Regions from separate parts of the Mus musculus genome. Here regions 1 and 3 are each linked to region 2. A link is a loop called in an ENCODE intact Hi-C map of the cell type or tissue named here. Cell type or tissue: left cerebral cortex. All regions are shown on one strand. Region 1 overlaps Foxd3 (forkhead box D3). Region 2 has its middle 4.1 kb from the start of Gm40211. Region 3 has its middle 6.2 kb from the start of Foxd3.

The links. A loop is a pair of places that touch in the nucleus more often than their neighbours do. Peaks named below come from ENCODE experiments on the same cell type or tissue, not always from the same donor. Only the 100,000 strongest peaks of a DNase experiment are listed, where the experiment ranks them.
Region 1: it touches region 2 in a loop (2.1-fold over the local background); 9 of 42 quality-filtered maps call a loop at or near these places.
Region 3: a loop joins it to region 2, with 3 times the contacts of the local background. A loop is called at or near these places in 5 of 42 quality-filtered maps.

What each region holds. Positions count from the first base shown.
Region 1 is chr4:99,657,651-99,665,650 of GRCm38, reverse strand. Foxd3 (forkhead box D3) reads right to left here. Exons shown (of 1, transcript NM_010425.3): 1 at 6,980-8,000. The coding sequence ends at 7,617. Among named protein-coding and RNA genes, the nearest start is that of Foxd3, 5.4 kb to the right of the region's middle. In left cerebral cortex, a CTCF peak has its summit at 4,468 (motif pointing left); DNase peaks (open chromatin) are centred at 5,227, 5,401, 5,517, 6,703 and 1 more place.
Region 2 is chr4:99,569,426-99,577,425 of GRCm38, reverse strand. No RefSeq gene overlaps it. Among named protein-coding and RNA genes, the nearest start is that of Gm40211, 4.1 kb to the right of the region's middle. In left cerebral cortex, no CTCF peak of the experiment used is centred here; DNase peaks (open chromatin) are centred at 4,400 and 4,425; H3K4me3 peaks cover 607 bases.
Region 3 is chr4:99,646,069-99,654,068 of GRCm38, reverse strand. No RefSeq gene overlaps it. Among named protein-coding and RNA genes, the nearest start is that of Foxd3, 6.2 kb to the left of the region's middle. In left cerebral cortex, a CTCF peak has its summit at 3,257 (motif pointing left); a DNase peak (open chromatin) is centred at 2,461.

The sequences.
Region 1 (8,000 bases), 88 kb before region 2:
AATATCTTCTAAAGACATCCGAGTCCCTACTTCCATAAGTCAAATGGCTTTAATGAGTTGCAAGTAAGAGATGACTTTAGGGAGTGATGCAACACAGGGTCTCAAATAAATAAGAACATACTAGGTATAAGGCTGGTCTTGAACTCTTGATCTCATTGTCCTTCTTGGGTGCTGGGATTATAGGCATGTACCACCACACCTGGCTTTGAAAGACAACTTTTATGCCAGGAACACACAATGAAAGAGCAATTTATTTAACCTTCTTTTAAAATTTTTAATTTATGTGTATGCATGTTTTGTCTGTCTGTTCGTATGTATGTTTGCATGCATGTTTACTATGTGTGTGCCTGGTGCCAGCAGAAACCAGAAGAATGCATTGGATGCCCTGGAACTGGAGGTACAGATGGTAGTGAGCTACCATATGTGTGCTGGGAATGGAGAACTTGGTCCCCTGGAAGAGCAGCTGGTGCTCTTAACTGCTGAACCATCTTTCCAGCCCTATTGAACTCTCTAAAAATAGTTTTATCTGAAGGTAGTGAGACACAAAATGCTAGCAACCATTCTGTGAGACTTGTCGCCTTTGTGATCTGCATCCAGTCCCAGGTAAGGTGGTCTCCACACAGATCCTGGAGAAAAGTCCCCAGACCATACTGGGACACCCCCTCCCCACACCTACCCAGTTTTACTGTAGCTGCTAAACCACAATGGATTCTTTGTGTTTCTAGATAAAGAATCCCAACATAGACTGGCACCATCTTTCCTATAAAAACTCAAGCAAAGAGCTCTTTTAAAGCGATTACCCTTTCCCAGGAAAATAAAGACTTTGAAGTTAGGATGCCCAGACTGTAGAGATGGCTCAGTGGTTAAGAGCACCAACTGTTCTTCCAGAAGGCCCTGAGTTCAAATCCCACATGGTGGCTCACATCCATCCGTAATGAGATCTGACGTCCTTTTCTGGTGCATCTGAAGACAGCTGCAGTGTACTTAGATATAGTAATAAATAAATCTTAAAAAAAAAGAATTAAAAAAAAAAGTTAGGATGCCCTAAGTGTGAGGTGGTGGTTTTCTCTTCAGTTTGAAAGCTGAAGCACCCAGTGAATGAAACAGGCAGTTGAGGGATCTCCCATTACATGGGTGCGTCTGCTGCTATTTCAGGCAAGAAATCTTTGGCCGATTTTATGGTGGCAAAGAAAACATACTCAGAAAATCCAATGAACAGCTCATGTGTCTTACACGTTTTAGATCTCTAATAAATGCTTTTTAAAATTCTTCGTCAAAAAAAATTAACAGGGTGTTTATAAAAGCATTTATTTATTATAAAGAAAAGGCCCGGAGAAAAGGATGGAAAGAAAACAGTCCTTCCAACTCTTTTTTAAAAATATTTTATTTATTATTATATCTAAGTACACTGTTGCTGTCTTCAAAAGAAGGCATCGGATCTCATTACAGATGGTTGTGAGCCACCATGTGGTTGCTGGGATTTGAACTCAGGACCTTTGGAAGAGCAGTGGGCACTCTTACCCGCTGAGCCATCTCCCCAGCCCCTCCTTCCAACTCTTAAGACCTGGTTTGATCAGCTCAGAGTCTCCAAGCCCATGTTTGAGGTCAGATGCTTCTAATCTGAATGCTCCCCTTGTGTCCAGCAGTGTTAGGTAGTAAGGGGTTCATCAGAGAACCAGAGAATGAATAGCTGAGTCATTACTGCGCATGGGTGACCTCAGAGAAGGAGCGACTAACCTAAATTGGAAGGTTGAGGAAGGCTTCCTGGAGGGGGCGCTGCGTTCCGGGGTGAAGTCTGAGAGCAATGAGAAAACTTAGTGCCTGAGGTTGTATTAGTGAAAAATTCCCCATGAATCGGACATACGCCCTTTGCAGAAAAGGATGTAACAAGGACAAAGGGTGTGTTTTAGATGAAGACTGAGTCTTGTCTACCGTTTGTTGAGAGGAGTGGGAGGTGTCTTGAGAGAAAAGGAACCAAAAGTTGCTTCTCGAGACTCTTCTAATGCGGGGTCCCTTTAGGCCCCACAGGCGCGGGCCATGGTGGAGTGAGGGTGCTTCTTTCTGAGACCCTCAGCCATAGCCGAGCATGGTAACTTACCTGAGATCCCAGCTGCGGCTTCTGCTGCAAGGTTGACTCTGGGGGAAATTGCCTCCCATCGGTTGCCTCCTGAGCGCACGCAGCTGGACAACGCAGGACTCAGCCAGAGGGCTTGTGCCAATTGCGTATCCCTCTCCACACCACCTTCACAGTGGGTGCCTTTCCGCGCTGGGTAGCCTTCCTAATGCGTTCCAGGTCTTTCTCCCATTTACACTTCTAGGCTGGGGGAGCTGGAACCCTGGAGGCTGATGTAGGGGGAGTGATGCGCAGAGAGCAGGTGGCGGGCACCGATGACATCCACTCCTGACCCTGCAGCGATGTGGCTGGGCTGCTTGCCCAGCTGGCCAAGAGAGCTTCTGGCCTAAGTCTCCGCGTTCTCCCCTCTAAATTCTCACGGAAAGGTCAAGCCGCCGTCGGTCCGGACAGAGCTGTTCAGTGCGGTACCCGAGGCACCGGTCCCCGGGATGCTAAGGGAAGGCACCCGGGGTGGAAGGAAGGTCCCAAGGCCCAAGTCTGCTGCTCCCTTTCCACAGCTGCCCATGCCTGGCGCTTCTCTTAGCTTTTTTTCTCCAGCTCCCACCTTCGTTTGCCCCAGGGCCGGCTGTTTTCTTTTCCCCAGATGGCGCAGTCCTCGGGCAAGGAACACGTTCCTTCGTGTTCGAGACTTCGACCAGCTTGGCCTGGTGGTTGACTTTGGGCAAGTCAAGGAGTCTTCTGTAGCTATGTATGTGTGAAGGGGACGAGTCTCCTTGACACTCGCTGTAAAGCCGTATTCTAGGTGTGAGCTTTGAAAGGAAATGATATCGCCTTGGTTCCCACCCCTGGCGGGATGGACCTGTGTGCAAAAACACAAAGTCCTCTGAGGAAAGCAGCTTTTGGTTTTATGATGAAATCAGGGAAGTGGACTAATTTAATTCTCCACAAAATGTAGGGAAAATGTAATCCTTAGAGTAATTTAGGGAAATTCCGATGTAAAACATCATGTGAATAAATAAAACCGGGATGGTTGTGATCGTCTGTCCTATGTTTCTTTTCAAATACTATTTGGTACAGAGTCCTTTTTGGTTAGTTTTACCCCAGAGAGCAAAGAATGGCTCGTCCATTCATAAAAGGACATGAGAAGGGGGCGGCGGTGGAGAATAAGTGGCTGTAGGTGCCACCCAGCCAACAGTTAGAGGGCGACGAAGGAGGGTGGTCTTTTTAGGCGTTTTTGCGATGTGATTATCTTCAACTCGCCTCCGAAGCTAGGCCTGGAGCTAATGGGTTTCTGTCAGCGCAGGTCTTCCATTTCCCAACTTGCCCAGGTTAGTTAATGGAAGCAACCTCTTTAGTAGGAAAGGAGACTATAGCCCCTCAGCGGTGTGGATCTGAGGGTGGGTACTCTCCTCCCAGAGCACAGGCGTCCAGGACGATTTGAGACTGGAATCTTGGACAAGCCACTCTGAGCTGCCACAGGGTGCTGGGACTGGTTCTGTGACCCATCCTGGAAAACTCTTGCACATATGAAATCAAGACGCTCAAAACCAAGGCGAACACCTGGGTGTTTAGAGCAGCGTTGTTCCTCTGTCTAGAGACCATGGGGGCGGGAAAAGGAGAGAGATCGGTGTGACCGTGGGGCACTTCACAGTTTATACACCCCCCCCCCCGCCCTCAACTAACACAAACCTAATTCTGCAGGTAGAATCAAACAATTTGGGAGATTTAAAAAAACCAAAATCAAAACACAGGCTGCTTGGCCAAAGTTAAAGGATATACCTGGTTGGAATGCCTTCTGAGAGGCCTCTCTCACCTTGCTGCCTCCCCCACCCCCATCCCACCCCAACTATTTGGATCCTGCTGTAGCCTGCACCTCCCGGGACACAGGTGGAGTTGCATAGACTCATGTCTCTGTAGCTGGCTTTCTTTCAGTTCATTCTCTTCGGGTCAGTTCTCACGGCACTTGCTTTAAAACGCACCCCCTCCGCCTCCCCCCTCCCCCCCCCCCCCCCCCCGCTTTCCGTGCTCTCTTCGCTACTAAGGTTCTTCCCATAAAGTCGTGTAAAATAAATAACTTCAAATATAATTCTTAGTTGCTTCCGAGACAGTGTTTTCTCATCACTAAATTTCACTGTTTCATAATTTCTAGGACAAATTCGCCTCCAGACCCTATCCCTTTCAGGACACCGGCCAAGGATAGCAGCTTCTCAGAGATTCGACCTAGTAGTTCCAGGACCTGAGAATGAAGGATGGTGTCAGGGGGGGTTGGTTCAGAGCCTGGCTAGGAAAAGGTCTGGGGAGGGGTTGGGGGCGAGGGGTTTAGGTCTGGCATTGGAGCTTCAAAAACAGCTCGGGAGTTTTCCATCTGTTCGTCGCCCCCTACAGGCCACATCCGCCATCGCAGCTACATTCCGCTCAGCTAGTATGAGCATTTCACTTTTTTTTTTTTTTTTTTTTTCCCCTGAACCTTCAGAATCCTCCCTACATTCCCGCAAGGGACTGGGTGAGAGGCCTACTTGGGAACTCCACCCCGAGGTCACACTAGGAGTCCCAGGCTTCGAGAGTGAATTGAATGTCTGGAAATCCTTGCCTGAGGAAGCGAAGAATGAATGCTTAAATCGGAGTGTAACTAAAAGGCTAGCATCTTTCCTTTATACCCAACCTGTGTCCTTTATTTATTCCCTTTTTTTCTTTTAATTTCTCTTTTTTTAAAGCTGTAATAAAAAGCAGGTGGCAATCGCACTGTTTTAAAATCCCAGTTTTAGAGGGATTTCATCACCTTTTATCGCGTGTCTAAAAACATCAAACCTGTGTTTAAAGCTTGCTCCAACCTACTAAGTGCTTGAGTACATTTATCTACATTTAAAAAAAAAATTTCATCGTCTTCTCTAAATCTTCACCATTTAAACAGCGTAAGCTCAATTCTTTTCCAAGGGTATGGCTGGGCTCTACTTTCCCGGTATTACATCAGGACTTTCAATAAACACTGGCCGCTGGTGTTTGGGCATGAGATGTCCCATCCTCTAACTACACGGGGAAGAGGCTGTTGTTGATAGAGCGAAAGTGGCTGGAAGGAAAGTTGCCGTGGTTTCTACACCGCGCTGCCTAATGCGTCGCTGGAAAAGGCACTGCAGATCTCAAGCGGCAGCTTGTGTCCGAGTGTCAGGCTGCGTGCTCAGGCTCGGCCGGTATTGCTGCTATGCGCGGAAATATGAGCGAGTAATTTTATAAGTAACAAAGGATCAGGGATGGAATGAGGCCCCTGTTATCCAATGTCATTTAGAAGCCTTGGATCAGCAGCTTCTTGAGGCTAAAAGTGAATTCAAGAAGCCCTGCCTTTCTCTTTTCCCAGGGGTGCCAGCTAAATTTAGAAGTAACCTCTGTGTGTTTGCACAAATCGTGTACCATTTGCTGTTTGTGTAAAAACCGATTAGCCAGACACAACTGTGAAACAACTTGTGACTTTTATAGCTGCAACGCACAAACCAATTTAGATCCGTTTAGTTTTCCTTGTAAAAGGAGATTAGAAGGGACCCGCCCGAAGTAAAGCTCTCCTCGCCGAACGTTACAGTAGCTTCTTCAGCAGGGCTCATTATCGGGTTGTTTATCAAGTTAAAAACTCTCACCCCAGCAGCCTGTTTTATTTTAAGACTCCGCTTTCGGCGGAATGTTTACTCAGGACACAGCATTTATCATTTACCAGGAAAACAGAGTCGGTATATGCGAGGAAGTGTCTTTCAGAGCGACCCCCAAGCCCACGCCGGCCGCCGAGAAAAAGGCTCGGCTTCCGAGTGGGAAGCGAGGAGTGGACACGACTGCTGACATTGCTGGGTTTTACCGACAAGACGCTCGCAGGGTGGAATTGACATCGCTGCTACCTATGATTTCGGAGTTAAAAACTGATTTCGCATAAGTAATTGTAACAGCTAATTAATTACAAAATAATTAGAATTGATGCCGTTTGAGGGTATGCTGGTGGTGGCCCAACAGACCTCCCATGTCTAGACCTTTCATTTCTACTTAACCTAAAACATTGAAACAGCTGAAATGCATACCTAAAATAATCTACAAGGATATTTCCTACTCCTACCTTAGATCTCTCTCTCTCTCTCTCTCTCTCAAAAAAAAAGCATGAATCTGGCTAAGGTAGAAAAAAAGGGCGGAGGTAACATGCACCTGGCTTTAGAAGAGTATTATGATTCCTTGGCCTTCTGAAAGGCTCGAGAGGAGGGGTTACCGGTTCGGGAATCCTCTAGATATCTAGTTATGTGAGTTGATAATTGCAATGGAAAAAGAGGGATTTTACTTGATATTTTTCTGGGAAAAACAAAAAACAAAACCCTACGATCTATTGCCTATCATCGTAATGCAAGATACTATTTCAATACAAAGGCCAAAATGGTACCATGTGAGTTTAAAAATCAATGAGATTTAGCATTTCCAATGAAGGGATGAAAAGGAATTCCAAAAACCCGAGGTTTAAATGCTAAAATACGAGATGTTTGGAATTTTGTTCTTGAAAGGACAATTCAAATGACCAAAGACTCCTTGTAAGTTTGCCTAGGGGGTTATATTCGACCAATGTTCTTTAAAATGAACAAGGCTGCTTTTGCCTAGATTTTTAATGACAGCACACTTTGCAGGAGCTGCGAGTCATTCACAGTGGCTTGATATGAATGGGATTGTCATCCTTATCCTGGTTATGTGAAAAGTCACATATTAATATAATTTAAATTAAGTACGCTCTTTCCATTTTCAAATTCAAATGTTTCTACACCCAAATTGTGAATTTGCAACGTTTGAAAAGGTCATTACTTAAGACTGCTAGATTTTCTGGGGAAGACAATGCAAATTCCATTGTAAAATCTTGCCATTTGCTAGACACCTAATTAAAACACTAGGCTGAGCATTTTAAAAATTTATTTACAAAATTGTGTACAACACGATGGAATAACATTTAGAATACCATATATATTCATTCATATATAAACAGACTTTTATAATACAATGACACTTCGCCTTTTTGAAAAATTTTTTTTGGATTTAAAATCTCCCAACGTCTTTATACATTCTTTTTCTCAGATAAAACTGCGCAGAGTGAACCTTCAAAAAAATATGAAAGTTCAAAGCTCTAAATCTACTGAATTGCTTTTTATTTTCTTAAAAAAATAAAAACCCCAAAAGGAAAGTCAATGATTTTTATACAAATATGTACAAAGAATGTCCCTCCCACCCCCACAGTACTGAGAACACAGGCGCCGTCGGGGTGCATTTTTGGAAATTCGGTTATCAGTTTTACCTGTACGGAAAGTTATTCCCAGCGGACGCGGGTTGAGTTTGCTCCGCCAGCTTAGGTGAGTGAGGGGATGGAGGCCGCTGTTGGTCAGTGTTGGGGAGTCGGGGGCGGGTAGCAGAGTCCAGGATTGGGTAGAGGGACCAGGACCAGGACCAGGACAGATGGACCAGGATCAGAGAGGGCGTACCGCCTGGAAGAGCAGGCTGCTGCCAGAGGCCGCCGTCCGGCCCGGCCACTAGCTCATCACTATTGAGCGGGCCACTTGGCTTGCACGGCGGCGGCCGCAGCCGCTGCGGCTGAGGCTGCGGGCTGCAGGAACTGTCCAGACAGCGGCACGCTCAGAATGGGCGCGATGGTGGCAGTCGTCCGGCTCAGCGACAGGGGCTGGTGCGTGGCCATGAGCGCAGCCGACTGCACAGTCCCGGGCGGCCGCAGGAAGGACTGCGCGCCGCCGCCGCCCCCACTGCCCCCGCCACCCCCGGCTCCGCCGCCGCTCCCACCACCCCCAGCCGAGCCCCCGGGCGCCGCGGATCCCGCGCCTATGATGTTCTCGATGCTGAACGACGGCCGCGCACTGGGCTCGGACTTGATGAGCGACGTGGTGCCCGCCGCGCCCGCCGTGCCCGCGGC
Region 2 (8,000 bases):
CAAACCAAACCAAACCAAAAAACCCAAAACAAACAGAGAGAAAGAAAGAGAGAAAGAGAAAGAGAAAGAGAGAAAGAGAGAAAGAGAGAAAGGAAGGAAGGAAGGAAGGAAGGAAGGAAGGAAGGAAGGAAGGAAGGAAGGAGAAAAGAAAGAGATGTATTTATGTGTCTGGAATCTTATGGGACAAGAAGGAAAATCAAGGCGGCTGGGGAAATGGCTCTGTGGATTAAGGTGCTTTCAGCTGAGCCTGACCAAGCCTGAGGTTCAATTCCCAGGACCCATGTGGCAGAGGGAAAGAACTGATCCCTGAAAACTATCCTCTGAGTGCAGCTGTGTGAATCTTGCCAGTGATCTGCCATTCACCCCTTGTGACAGGGATTTGGAAACCATTGAAAGAAATGTCTACAGCAAGGAGAGTGGATTATGGTGAGGTTGGTATACTCTATAAGACTCTATATGAAATCCCCATACTGGCTTTCATATGGCCTTTGTACTATAACATAGTTTACTGATCACTGAATGATAATAAGAATGCTGCCACTTTAGGTTTTTATATGGGTTTGGATCTAGGGTGTCAGCCTAACGATCGTTCTTTTGTGCCTAAACACATGTGTGGTTAGCTGGTACCCTAAGCTCAAAGGGTAAAGGTCATGATAGTTAACAAAAAAAGCAAATGTCTAAAGATGTTAAAGTAAGAGTTGCACTAAATTAACCTGACCTCTTTTAGGAAAGGTCTCTTTGTAACACAAAAACATGACCACTTACAGAGGGCCTTGTGTGTACACAGCTTTTGATGTGGTCACTTCTTATTCCATTCCATGGGGACTCAGTTTGTTATGATAAAGTAAGTAGTCAAATCATATGTGTGTGTGTGTGTGTGTGTGTGTGTGTGTGTGTGTGTACGTACGTTGAAGAATTGTGCAACAAGTAAATTTTGATGAAGCTGGTGCCTGGTACCTGTAAAATAATTTAATGTTGCTAGTAGAAGCCAACAGAGAAATGAATATTACCTGAGTGAGGTGACAGATGGAAAAGGAGATTCTGGTTGGGTGGAGTGACAGGGTCTTATTCTCACCCAGGAAGAACGCTTATTGAAATACAGACACAGACAATGGCACAGCCTGAAAACTGCTTTAATGTGTAAAAATCCAGCGTAGAAAAACCTAACTTTGATTAAAATATAAAGGGTCTGATAAATCGCGTTAAAATTATGTGTGTTCACATGTTGTGTGCTTTTTTTAAAATGTGGAGTGTGTGTGTTTGTGTACAGTTTGTATGTGGTATGGTGTGCATGTGTATATGTGTGTGCTATGTGTTATTTCTTGGTAGATGTCTTCTGGCTTTGTGATAGCTCTTTCATCAGAAACCATCACCTATTTCCTCATTCTTCTGAATATGTCCCAATTTCCAATTGTTTCCAGCTTTAAGCAGCACAAAAACAAATCCCACAGAAACGTCAGCACGGGATGCTGCCACCACACACAAACACTGCAGTGCTTAGGATCAACCCCAGGAAGATCACTGCTAGGAAATTAGCAGAGACTCATCAAAGTAAAAGTAGCTGTGACTAAGGACTATGAAAATATAAAGGGATTAACATACGTGATAATGGACTAATTAAACCTTACCTTTTCACTGTGGTGATTTTACAGCCACTTCTCCTGGCTGCCAGTTTGGAAGCTGCCAGCAAATATTTTCTTAATAGCAAAAAGAGACAATGCACGTTCCACCGGCTCATTCATAATGTTTAATGCAGACATTACCAAGACCATGAATAGAGGATGAAAAAGATCATGCTATTGAGAGGGCCTGAGGGGCAGGAGGGGAGAGAAGACTTAAAAACAAACCCCAATACAAGTCCTCACAAGAAATATTTAACTAGAATTTGTACAGAAAAAAGCCTACTTGCCTTGATAGACTAGCCTGCCCCTGTAATGAAACCTCCGAAAGTCAACAGTTCATAAAGTCTTTTGTTCTAGTAAAAGGGTCTTTAATTTTTAACACAAACTCATACTTCGGTATGCATGGACTTAAGTAAAATTAGAAGACATGTATATAATAGGATTTAATGGATTATCATCTGCATTTTCCAAAGATGTCAGCTTCTCTCAGCTCTGATGGAGTAGCACTTAATGTAAATTTAATTTGAAGTGATGTATGGAAGGCTTGAGGTGGTGCTCCGTGGTTCCCTAACTGCCTGGAGAGCCTCTGTGGGGAGCATCTGGATTTGGCGGCTCCACATGCCCGGCAGCATGTACTAACTAGGATTAATGAGGTAGCCTGTTCACCAGTGATCCAAAGGAGGTATGCTACATTTACTCCCAACAATATGAATAGGAGGGCTAGTTTCCTTTGGGGGCACATTGTATGATGAAACTTAATGATGGACTTGATATTGGGTATAATAAATAGACTATGGTGCAAGCGCTTTAGCTTGGTCAAATTTAAATGTTATTTAATCATAAAATTGTGTTTGTTAGGTAGGTTTGAAAGCAAAGGTTTTAATGTGTGAGTGTATGTGTGTGGGGGGGGGGGGCATGGGGGCAACTTCACAGCTAATCTGTTTTTTTAATGACATTAAAATAGTAAATCTTCCCTGAAAAGTGTTAGAGGGTTGTTTAAAAAAAAACTTACTTTTTAGGAGTTGTTTGATTGTTTAAGATAGTTTTGTACTAACTGTGTGTGTAGTGTGTGTGTGTGTGTGTGTGTGTGTGTGTGTATTCAGTATGTGTAAATCAGATACTGCTGAGTTAGGCAAAACTTCTTAATCCATTCGCAACTCATTTAAGCATCAAAATTTTATTTTGTCTTTGTGCCTAACTGAGCATTGAATAAAATCGCAGCTAATTTCAAATTCCCTTTGTCATCATGGTTTTCAGCCAAAAGTCTATAATAAATGGTCAGAAGATGAGCTGAGACTGAATGAATAGTGAGCGGTATTCATCAGCCAAACACAGAGTCCAGATCCAATTATATGTATTCATTAAGTGATAATGATATCATGGTCTTTAACTAGGAAGAAAAGAGCGTAATTGAATAATAACAGTTGTACAATCCCAACGGAACACACTCTCCATCCCAGCCCGGCGACCCTCGGGGATGAGGCACGATTGATGGAATTCTATTACTCTTTGATAGATTTATTATGAAAGGCTGAGTGGACTTGCAGTCCCACTTTGTCACTCACGCTAATCAGTATCGTAAGGGCCCCGAGCGGGCAGGCTTTTGTACCCCTTTGACAAAGACAAGGTTAGGGGAGGATGACAGACACCCAGACCTTTACAAACCCATACTGCAAGATAAAATGGGCCAGCTGAGCTCTGTGCTGGGACAGAATTTTAATTTGTTTATCAATGGCTTTCACATGTGCTGAGACCATAAGGATATTTGTCAGAGGATAATACTGAAGCTAAACTCTTTTGTTTGGCAAGTGGGGCTTGGAAAAATATTTATTGAACTGTAAAAAACAGGCTAAATGGGGGGAAAAGGTAACTGGGTAGAGAAGGGAAATAACTCACATTACTGGACATAACTATCCAAGCCCATCCTGATTTTGACCTTTTTAAAAAATATATTTTTAGTGTTGTTTTTAAAGCTACCTTTAAGGGTAACCAAACAGTAACAGATAAAAATCTTTTCCCTTTAATCTCTCTGATTTTTAAAAGAAGAGCTGAAAGATTATGAAGAGACCAGCTATCGTGTTGAGTGGGAAAGATGGATGGAATTTATTGGTATGAGGTTGTTGTTTTCCTTCCTGTCTGTTACAAAGTAGTATAACTTAGCAGGCAAACAGCTGCATTTTCCAAACATGTTTTTTTGTAAGTAAAAGGTGTTTTCAGGCCTGCCAGCCTGGCTCAGTCAGCAACAGCTTTTCACATTGAAATGCAGTTTGCTATCCTGCGGTCAGAGCCCTTAGGATTTAGGAAACTCGGTGGTAATTCGCTTTGCTACTGGTGGGAGCACGAGCCAAGGGGGCCAACCTGGCATTCACCAGGCCCCAGTGCCGTGCCTGCCAGGGTTTATTTTTTCGGTTATTGTTGTTGAATCATTCTGATTTGTAATCTCCTTTTCTGCTTGAGATCTCCTTTTATCCCTCAGAACTATGCTCTGCGTCGCCAGAGGAGCCAGTGAATTGGGAGGCTGGGCGGCCAACCTGCTCTGTCACTGGACGCCTGGCCTGGCTGCTGTCCCGCGTGGACCCGCGAAGCCAGCTCGCTGCCAGTTCGGTTTGGTTTTGAGCATCTCTGGGAAGGCAAACGGACAGCACAGTCACCTCAATTGGCTCAGCTGCCTCTCTGATGAATGTGCCCGGGTGTGCTGCAAAGGGTTTAGCATCGCTTCCAGCAGCGCGCTGTGATTTTCAGGACCGGGAAGGATTGCTTCACAGCCCTCTCCTTGAATTTCATTGTAGTGTGCGTGATGGAGCACAGGGCGGCTGGACAGGCTCGCACCGAACGCCAATGGCTGCCGCTCTGGCGTCTGCGCGTGGAACAGGTTCTGTGTGTTCCTTTGGCTGTGGCTTTCTCCCTGTTGGCCTTTCTCCACAAGGTCGGCCCGGGAAGCCTCTGGGTGCCAGACACCAGGCAGTGGCTCTGAGGCCAGGGAGCCGCCGCTGTTTGCTCATTCTTCCTGGAAATGGGCACAAAGTGAAGGTTAATTCAGACCTCTTGGCCAGGGCTTCCTTAGCCACTGAAGTTCACCAACCTGTCCATGTAGACTGAGTGCAAGGACGCATTGATTGTGTTTGGTTTTTCGTGCAGACATCAGAACGAGGTCAGACTTTGGATGATAATGAGGGTTGATTGGAAATTACATGGAGGACAACAGAGAGTTGGGATTTTCCAGCACAGTTTTAAAGCAGACCTTTAATGTTTCCTGGTTGGGAGGCAAGGATAAGTGCACGTACTAGACCTTATTATAGACTCTATCTTTAATCGCTTCTTTTAGTTTCAGAGAGTATGTCAGTCCTTCCTTCAGCTGACTTCAAGTTCATTGTCCTTTCACCAATAAGGGGTTTGTTTCTAAGGAAAATAGCTCTTCTTTGTTGATTGCCTGGTAAGAACTTTCTTTCACTACTCACCAAAGTTTCTGAGGTCCACACGCTACCAGCTTCATTTTAGAGAAAGGGGAAATGAAATGGGCAGGGCATCATTATCATATAGTAAAGACCAGAATTAAATTGTGGGCTCACTCACTATCCAAGGGCTCTCATGGTTGCGCAAGCACTGCATTGTACTACCTCTGCTGGAGTCAGGGACACAGGTGATGGTCTCTGAGACGCTGACAGTATATGAAAACAAAGCCTTACGCACCGACAAGCTAGTATTGTCCATTTGAAGAAGATGCTGTCAACCAAATGTCCACTCTATCAAACAGCAGTCACCAAAAGCATGCTTTTCTTACGTCCTTTCCCCCTTTCCACACGCCACAATTGTTTTCTTATCTACTATACAAGCCCAAACACCTTGCCTTAGAAAGAGCCCAGGCTGGACCCTCCATCCACTTGGCTTAACTTCATGGGCCAGAAACTCTCCAGAGTCTCCACTGTCTTTTTCCTGCTTCCCTTTGGTGTAGGTGGGAGAGTGGCCTTCCAAAGATGTGGTGTCCCTCAGAACCTGAGGAGTCTAAGAATGGGATTTCTTACATCAAAAAGACACTTTCCAGATATAATTATGTTAGGGATTTTGAGGTGGGAAAACCATCTCAAAATCTTTGAGTAGGTTCAGTAGGATGATGGTGGTGGTAGTGGCGGAGATAATGATGATGGTGATGGTAATAATAACAGTAACAACAGCAGTAATAGAGGCTGGAGTGTTAGAGTCAGGAGATATAACAGTGAAAGCCAGACAGTGGGTAATGTACAGATGGAGACACAGCCAAAGGATGCAGAAACCCTGAGATGCTAAGAACAAAGAGGGATCCTGTCTGGGATCCTTTGGGATGAGCATAGCCTTGCTGGCATCTTGATTTTAGACTTTTGATATCATAGATTTGAGAGAACAAATTTGCGTTGTCTTAAATCATATGTGGCAACGGGAACCTGATACAGTTATGCCAGGATCTTTCCTACCTGTGTCGTTTTTCTCAATTGCCCTCACTTGACTTCTCCTCCTCCTTCCTTCCTCTCTCTCTCTCTCTCTCTCACCACTTTTCAAATCCCATTTGCACGGTTAAGTTGTACCTCAAACCCACAGTGCATGAATTGCTTGTCATGGAGTCAACAGACCACTTGACCAGATCCTACGTGTATTTACTTATTGCTATTGATTCCTCAAATATTTTTTTGGTTCTTGTCAAGAAATCCGTGGTCTAAGGAAAGAGATGAGTGATTTATTCCAGCAACACCAAGGGGGGTGAGAAGGAAGGCCTGGGAAAGCTTTGTGTGAAGGAACCTGGGTGGAGCCATTTTGAAGCTTCAGCTCTCTGGTTAGTTTTTATTTCCAACTTCAGTGTTCCCAAAGCAGTGGAGGAGTAGAGCAGTTAAGGGTGGGGCTGATGAATGAGCTTGTCGGAGGCCAGGCGTGGCAGCACACACTATGAATCCTAGCACTGTGAACGCAGAGGCAGGCAGGTCTCAGTGTTTAAGGTCAGAGAGTTCTCTCTCAGCCAAGAAGGAATACATTTGAGCTAGATTCACTGACCCATGCTCATAGTTCCTGTGGGAAGCTGAGGCAGGATAAGACATATAAGGCGTGGCTAGGCTGCCAAGTGACCTCAAGGCTGAGATAAATAACCGAGCAGGATCTTGTGTCAAAATAAGATAGAGAGAATGAAGCTCAGGAGAGCATTGCCTAACACATGCAAAGCTTGAGGGTCACTTACCAGCACTGGGAAAAATGACAAATCAGAATTCAGCTCCATGATTTATTGTTGTTTCTTATCTGTGAAGTAGGGAAGATGCCAGTATTGACACCTGCCTACTTAGGACAAGGACTTCAGGAGCACTAAGTAGTGTGTGAGTGTGTGTGTGTGTGTGTGTGTGTGTGTGTAGGCCAGAGACAACTTGAGGGAGTTTACTTTCTTTCCCTTCCCCGCCTCCCCAATTTGGGACCCCATGGATCAAAGGCATGTTGTCAGGCTTAGCCTTACCCTCTGAGCTGTCTCTCTGGTCCCTGGTTGTTTCTTGTTTTGTTTTTGTTTTTGTTTTTTTTAATTTCTCATGGGTAGGTGTTATTGTTTTTATCTTTTTGCATTTACATGGTGCTGGATGCCTAATCTCTGAGATGTGTGCATGCGTGCATACATGCCCCTGCCCCCATTTGTATACACACACACACACACCACTTTTGCACAACCTACAGGCTAACATAGAGCTTGGCACATAGGAAAAACCTACAGTCACACACCGACTTGACCCAGAACAGCAGAACATCCACCTACGGTTTCACATTGAGTGGTTGAGTGGTTATTTTCTTGTTCCTTTCCCTCCACCCCCTTACAGGTCTTGGGACAGTCTGTGTTTTAACAGCAGAGCTCATGTTTACAGTACTGGATAGTGACATACATGATTACCTTGAGGCCAAAGGCAGGTTTACTATGAAGCGGATAAAACCCAGGTCTTTCTCAGGCCTCTTCCAAGGCCCTGGATCTGCCTTCAGACTGTATTGCTATAGTCGTGTTTTCCCTCTAGATAAATTCCTAGAATTATAACAACCTCATTTGAAAAACCTGGGGTTATTCCCCTGCCTAATGGCTGAGCATGTGGCCTCAGTGGCCAGGCTGCTGGCTCTGAACCAACTCTGACACTCAGCAGCAGAGGCAGCTTCCATCTGCCTATGATGTCTTACCTGGGAAACAGAGTTGATTGACATGTCACCCTCTTCACAAGGTTGAGACAACCAAAGATGGTAATCTTAGTAAGTATCCAGTGAGCAGGTTTTTGTAGGAAGCCAACTCTAAGATGGCGCCGGTTTCAGGTGTGCCATTGTCATAAACAACACCACTGCGCAGGCGTAAGCCCGAGTCTGGCGCCAACCCCTCCCGAGCGGGTACATGCTAAT
Region 3 (8,000 bases), 77 kb before region 2:
CAGTGGCGACTGCTCAAGCAACTCAAAGGAAGGTGGGGAGGAAAAGAAAACACGATCCAAATTTACAAATTTAGGAAAACCTTTTGCCCAACTTGGATTGCCAGTTGTATTGGCGGGCGCAAGGCTCAGAGTGGACCGGACCGCGATCTTGATGGCGGAGCCTCTGGCGAAGGCTTGTACGCGCGCGAGAACCCTGGCTTCAAGGCTGCTCTCGAGGCCGCTTTTTAGTCTCCAAATGAGCCTAATTTCGATTTCCCGGCTAGCCTGAGCTGGCTCAGGAGACTTTGTCCGCCTCGTTGACGGCTGCCTCTCCCCCTTCGCCAAGGCCGGATCTGGGCGGTCCGTTCCCGTGTATCTCCTTGGAACCTCTCTGGGGAAAGGGGTGGTGAACAACTCCCAGCTGCCGGTTCCATTTGTTGCGCCTTTTTCCTTCGACACAATAAAAGTCAAATTAATTGATTCATACCATTAATTACGGTGCGTAGCGTGAAAAGCAACGCTTCCCCTCGGTTAGAGATCTATTGTGCTAATCTCTTGTTCAATCAGTGTTACCATCTGATGCTGGGTCCGGCCCCTACAGAAACTTTTCGACTCGATTAGCTAAATGATGAGACGCTCAGGCTGCTGTCCCCAAACCCGTCGCCCGCGCGGGCCTAGCGGCTTAATATCGATTTCTAGAGGAGACCGCAGAGATTCCCGTGATCGCTCTGTTTGGGGACCCTCTGTGGTTTTCTTCTCTTCGGGTGGACATCAGTTTCGGCACAGCCTCTGTGCTGGAGGAAGCAGCAGCTAAGCGGTAGTGTAGTACAGGTGAGAGGCAGAAAGGTTGGCGGGGGGGAGGGCTCATCGCCGCGGGAATCTGCCTGAAGCCAGCTGGATTCCGCGCTAAATAGTTAGCGGTGAGATTGTAGCTTGCCTCTAAAAACCTATGTCCTCAGACACCGCGAAACTTTGCAACCGAAATAAAGAATCGGGGAGAGTGATATACTTTGGGGTGGGAGGCGTGACACAGGGAACCGAAATGGTGAGCAAGGATAAACATTCAGTCGCCAAAGATTATTGGGGTCGCTGAGGGAGAAGGGGCGCACACTGTAACACAGTTAAGAATGGGAATGACAACTTGGGTCAGCCAGCAAACTTCCCAGGAGATATTTAAAAGTAAGGTGGCAGCCAGCGGCCTCACCTGCTCAAGTGTTGGAACCGATTCCGCCTAATGAGAATGAAGTGGAGAGACACCGGTTTCTCCTGGGACTGGCAGAGTTGGCAGTAAAGGGCTGGGGAAGCCACTGAAAGTGGTCCAGGAGTGGAGGGGGAACCTAGGTTCTAGTAAAAGGAAGCAAGAAGAGTAGGGTCAGGATCGATGGAAGGAAAATTGAGACGTCTCCAGAGGAGAGATTTAGTGTGTGCGTCTTGGAAGAGGATGTGGATGGGCCAATTTATGATGGAGAGGGGGAAATTAATTACAACTCAATTTGGATTCTTAGGTGGTCAACACGGGAGGAGGATAGGGTCAGAGAGTGCGGGAATCAGAATGGTCCAGTCAGGCCTAGGCGACCCCAGGAGCTCTCTCTCCCTCCAAGTCAGGGACTATGGTATCGCTTGACCAAATCATTGAAGCAGGCATATAGTCATTATTCCTGTGGGCAAATGCACTTTTCTAACAACCCGGGAAGATGAGATCACCTTGGGAGAAGCTAGGATAGCGTCTCTCTACCCAAGGCAGCCACCTCCTTTAGCAGAGAAAACAAACCATGGTGGAAAAATTGAAATTGAAAGACAGCTTTCCTTTCTGGGATCCATTACCTGCCTCCAAGCCAAAGTCCGCTCCTTCTGGACAATTTTCGTAGACTTAATAGACCATCATCAGCCTTTTTGTCTGGATGTTTGCCACCAAGGGAGATGGGAAAGGCAGAGGTGATATCTGGGACCCTAACCCATGCAGATTATTTCATCTGCCTAATGGGTAGTGTTTTCAACACACCATGACCCACAAACACTGGGCCCCATAACTCTCCAGAACTCTTTTGGGGAGGGTTGGAGGGGGTAGAGGCTAATTTAATGTTCTTGTTTAAATTTAACATCTCGAGACTTCATTTATTTTCAGTACCTGGTACACACAATCCGCGTGCCTATGAATGGCGAGAGACCAAAGGAAAGAAGAGAGAGAGAGAGGAGAGAGAGGATGGTTTCGAATTTATTTATATTGGAAATGTATAAACATCCATTCTGTAAAAGGCAACACGTTTAATTAACGATGAGAGAGCAGTTAGGGGCAGAAAGCTAGTAAAATTGTGTGATAAATTTATGGCATTGTTAGCGTGCTTTTAATTATGGCTATTATGTTAATTATTTCACATTAGCATGGAGTTATCAGCAGCATGTCAGATTTAATCAAAACGAGCCTTTCTCTCGAAAATTGTTCTTTTCATTCGCGAGGAGAAAGATTCTGGGCAGGATCAGGGCTTAAAAATGACTTGGCATTGCAAGCTAGAGTCTTGCCGACGCAGTTCGATGCGACACCGCGGGCCCGGCGTCCGCTGGGTCCCTCCAGGCTAACGGTAGCTGCTGGAGAAGCCGAGGGCTGGGTTTTTAGGAATTCACCATTTTCACCCCCTTCGGAGCCGACACTTCATCACGCGGGATCATTCTGTCAAACAATATGATGCTGCTCATTTTTATCTGTCCCGCTTTACAAAATCCCTATTCAGCCAGCCGAGGAGCAACAAAAGCCTCGGGGCCGCGCGGCGGCCGCTGGCGGCCTCAGCTCTACCGCGCGCGGGAGAAAAAAAAAAAAAAAAAAAAGGAAGGGTCTGTGGCGAGTCTCACCCGTGCCCTCGGCTTGCAGCCCGAGGGGATTCGACAGCCCTGAGCAAGAGTGCCCAGGTACCCTGTCTTCGGGTGTGGTCGTCCGGGCACGCCTTTCTGTGGCCCGCACCTACCCTCCGTAGTCCTGCGGGCGCGCGCAAAAGCGCCTTTCCCTGGCGGCGAGACTCGCCCACCCAGGCCATATCGATTTCTTAATCACCACCGATCGATTTATTGGGAACAAATAAATAGCCCGTTTTGGAAACGTTTCAATTGTGGATCTGATGATGGGGCCCTGAGACGGGTAGGGCGGGGCGCTCAGAGGACGCGACCACCGTGGGCCTCGAGGGAGTGCGTGGTGACAACGATGCACCCTCATCCTGAGGGCCCACCCATCAACCTCCCAAGCTCCGCGTCTTTCCTAGTGCTCAGCTCCCCCTGGCGGCAGGGTATGATATCTGGATGCCCCGCCCTTCGACCCTTACGTCCAGGCGCATGTTCAAGCCTTCTGACCCCTTTGAAAGCCCAGAGCATCCCAAGGCCAGACCTGAGACTCGCCCCCCAGACGGCTACCCCTTTCCATTTCCGGACAATCTAGTGGAGCCTCAGTGGTCCCCCGACCCAGGTTGCGGAAGCCGTACCTCCTAGCTACTCCCTGGGCGAAACCATTCTTGCCCCCTCCTTTCCCGGGACAGGGCAGAGGATCTGCCAGCTGCTACCTTATTTTTAGCGCCATTCCATTCGCGCAGTTATATTTAACTCGATCCACTCCTCCGAGGAGGTCGCTCGGACATCGAATTCTCCACATCGCTACTCTGTCCTGCCCTCCTAGCCTTGGGGGCAGATCCCCAGGGACAGCGATAGAGGGCGGGGTGGGGAGGGGGTGCGGTTGCAAAAAAAAAAACCCGGCCTAAGACTCTTTGCCATCTCTCTGGACCCAGCGGGAAAGAGGGCGATTCTGCAGCTTTCGTTGCACCGGTTTGCCAAAGCCCCGTGGGGATTCCGCCTTGTGAGGGGGAGGGGAGGACTGGGAGTATCCAGTCCCCCGCCCCGCCCCAAGGATTCTCTGAGGGGAAGCATGGAATCCACTTCCTACTTATGCATGGCCCCGAAGTACCTGAATGACCTGGAACACCTATTAGAACTCTGTCCTTCAAAATCGCCATGGTTTTGTGTTCTTGCAGGAATTCCCTCTTCTCTCTCTACTCGGCAATATACGCTTTGAGAACCTTAATTTCAAATGGTACCTTGGTTCCTCAGTTCCGGCCCAGGCTATCTTTCCCTTGAAAACACCGCGTCTCTGGTTCACACATATCCTAGGAAAAAATGCTCACTTGGAAAGCACACAGAAACACCAATGCAGTGCATACTTTGTTCAGATAGGAGGTCCAACAGAGTTTACAAAAACCGAAGCCTTGTGCTTAAGGTACATATACACATGTGACACGATCCAGGATCATGAAACACACTTTTAACTTTCCACATACTTTTTAAAAGTGTACCTTCCCATTTTTTCGCCCCTAGACCCAAATTGGATGTTTCTGGCTCCCTCTCGTTCGTAGCTTTCCTGTGATGTAGAAACCTCTTAGAAACCACACCCACAACCTAATTTGGAAGGACAGGGTATTTATTTATGACTAATGCATTCAGTAATACTTAACTGGCCTGTGGTAGGCTCCGGAAAGTGCTAGAAATGAAAAGAATTAAAGGACTGAAAAAGAGCCTGCTACAGAATCTCCCTTCCCAGCTCTACCAGATGCTATGGCAGAGAAAAGAGATGGTTTCATCAGTTCCCTGACAGAGTGGAGAATGGCAAAGGATGAGGCCTTCCATTTGTGGGTGAGGTGGCAAACACCCTTAAAAAAAAAAAGAATTATTTGTTTATTTTATATGAGTACATGAGTACACTGTAGCTGTCTTTAGACACACCAGAGGAGGGCATGCGAACCCATTGCAGATGGTTGTGAGCCACCATGTGGTTGCTGGGAATTGAACTCAGGACCTCTGGAAGAGGGCAGTCAGTGCTCTTAACTGCTGAGCCATCTCTCCAGCCCCTTGGTACACACCCTTAATCCCAGGATTGCTTGCACTCTGAAGGCTGAGGCAGGAGGAAGATGGGTATGCTATTTCAAGCCAACATGGAGTGGGTAGGGAGACCCTGGCTCAGAATAAATAACAAAACCAGTAAAACTGCAGGTCAAACCACAGTGAGAAGGAAGGCTGCCCACTTTTGGGATGTGAGTTAGGAAGAAGGGAAGTAGAAACTGTGACTCCCATGGGAAGGAAGGTACTCTGTGAAATGCCTACCGGACTTCTGCAATGCCAGGGGCATTTAGTAGGAAAGTGAATGGTAGAAATATGAACAGAACTTCAAAGAAGAATGAAAGTACAGAAACAGCGAGTGTAAAAAAATGGAACCCCGGGGCCAGAGATGTTAAAAGTGACCTGTACTGCTCTTGCAGAGGATCTGAAGTCAGTTCCCAGCATTGACATGGGGTAGCACATAACCACTGTAACTCTAGCTATATCCCTGGCATCCTGCACAGCACCCAAAGTGTGGGGCTCAAACAATGGTCAGAAGAACAGATTGTAAGACACAACCTGATCTGATGGAGTACTTCTTCAAGGACTCCACAGTTAAACCTCAGTGTGATAATAGTATAGAATGTTATGGGAAGGCATAGTAGTAGTCTGACTGGAAAGGAACAGAGGTCTATGTAGGAACATCTCCCAAAGGAAACAGCCTTAAACTGTCTCTGATGGTGAGTAGCAGTTGGTCAGGTGAAGAGAGGAACAAATGAACAGTGTGTTCAGGATGGCTCAGTGGGTAAAGGAGCTGGCTGCCAGGTCTGACAAGTTTACTCATCAGAATCTGCATGGTGGAAGAAGAGAGCTGACTTCCGTAAGTTGCCCTCTGACCTTCACACATATGCTGCCACACATGTGCATACCTGCTTCTAAACTGGTTAATACTTGATTTTAAATAACAAAACAAACAAATCAAGTACAAAGTTGCCGAGAAATGAAAAAGAGGTTTTAAATATACAAACACAGTAACATTTTGAATGACCCTTTGGGGGTCAGAGGAAGCAATTGAAAAGAGAGGGGGGGTTACTCACACTGTCCTGAGATGAGAGGTGATGCAAGTTTAAAGTGTGGGGGCTGAAGCTGAGGAAATCATGGGTTGGAGAGGATTTAGAAGGTAAAATTCATAAAACTGTTTAAGTCTTTATGTAGAGACAGTGTCTTGTGTAACCCAGGCTTGACATTGTGACAATCCTCCTGTCTCAGACTCCTCAGTGCTGAGATGACAAGAGTATATATATCATCATACCTGGTGCAGTATCTGCTTTACAAGGGAGAGGGTCCACAGTAATATGAAATTTGGGTGAGAGAGAGAAAGAGAGAGGGGGGGGGAGAGAGAGAGAGAGAGAGAGAGAGAGAGAGAGAGAGAGAGAGAGAGAACAGAGTGGTGAATGCTCTCAGAGACACAGGCCGCAAGAACAGCAGTTGCCTAGCATGGTAGCATGGGAAGGACCTTCGGCTCAATCTCCTGAACTTCAGAGTGGGGGAATCTTCAATCTCTTGTTCTTCAGTCATTTTTCCGGGAGCCAGGTTATCTAATCCTGAATCAGTTGTGGCATATTAGTCACCTCCTCAGTTAAAAACCGTTTGAGACTGCCTCTTTGTTTATGGAAGGATAAAAAGATTATCTCAGCCGGGCGTGGTGGCACACGCCTTTAATCCCAGCACTTGGGAGGCAGAGGCAAGTGGATTTCTGAGTTCGAGGCCAGCCTGGTCTACAGAGTGAGTTCCAGGACAGCCAGGGCTACACAGAGAAACCCTGTCTCGAAAAACCAAAATAAATAAATAAATAAATAAATAAATAAATAAATAAAGATTATCTCTTGCTGGCTGTAGTGGCATGTCTCTGCAGTCTCAGCCTTGCTAAGGTTTGGTGTTCAGGGCAGCTTGGGCTACACAGTGAGTTGTAGTACATAGTCCACCCTGGATTACAGAGTTAGACCCTGTCTCAAAGAACAGGAGCAGTCAGGAAGAAGGAAGCGCTAGAGAGGGAGAGGAAAGGAAGAATAGAATGAGAGGAGAGAAAAGTGAAGTTCTGAATTCTTTCTAAAGATGTGACCTGGCTGTGCCTGTCACTCAGTGGTTCTCAACCTTCCTGACCCTGTCCCCCTTTTATACAGTTTCTCATGTCATGACCCCCAGCCATAAAAAGATCTTTTGTTGCTACTTCATAACTGTAATTTTGCTACTGTTATGAATTGTAATGCAAATATCTGTATTTTCCACTGGTCTTAGGAGACCACCTCAAAGAGGGTTGTGACTCACAGGTTGAGCATCACTGGTCTAACCGATATGATAGCTTCCCATCCAAGTACCAACCAGGCCTAACTCTGCTTAGCTTCTGAGACCAGACAGGAGCAGACACATTCAGGGTAGTATGGTCATAGACTAAATTGATATTTGATATTCATTCTGTCTCCCTCCCCCTCTCCCCTACCCCCTCCCTCTGTACTCCTTCCCCTCTTCCTGTCTCTTTTCTGCAAAGGATCCAACTCAGCACCTTGTATATAACTGGCAAGCTCTTAACCACTGAGCATTCTCCTATCTCCTCCCCTCCCCCTTCTCCCTTACTGGAGACTGAACCCAGGGCCTTGTGCATGCTAGCCAAATAAGCTACATGACCAGCCCTTTTGCTATTTTTCATTTTGGAACAGGATCCCATCAAGTTGACCAGGCTATCGTTGAACTTGCTTAGTAGTCCAGGCAGGTCTTAAACCTTTGACCCTTCAGCCTCATCGGCTAGAACAGCTGGGATTACAGGCTCACCCTGTCAGGCTGGGTCTCCAATATATCTTTCAGTTTCACTTGCGCGCTGTGCTTCAATCTCATGGGACTATCGTCCACTCTCAAAACTCTGTGACCCCCATCCTTCTCTTGTTACCATGTGTGACTTTGAGAGCATGTTCTCTCTCTCTCTCTCTCTCTCTCTCTCTCTCTCTCTCTCTCTCTTCCTCTCTCTCCTTCCTCCCTTCCTTTGATGATGGACAACCAAAATGTTTGGGTCAGGGTTTTACAGTTGTTTGTTTGGTTTGGTTTGGCTTTTTGAGAGGGGTTTCTCTGTGTAGCTCTGGCTGTCTTGGAACTGGCTCTGTAGACCAGGCTGGCCTCCA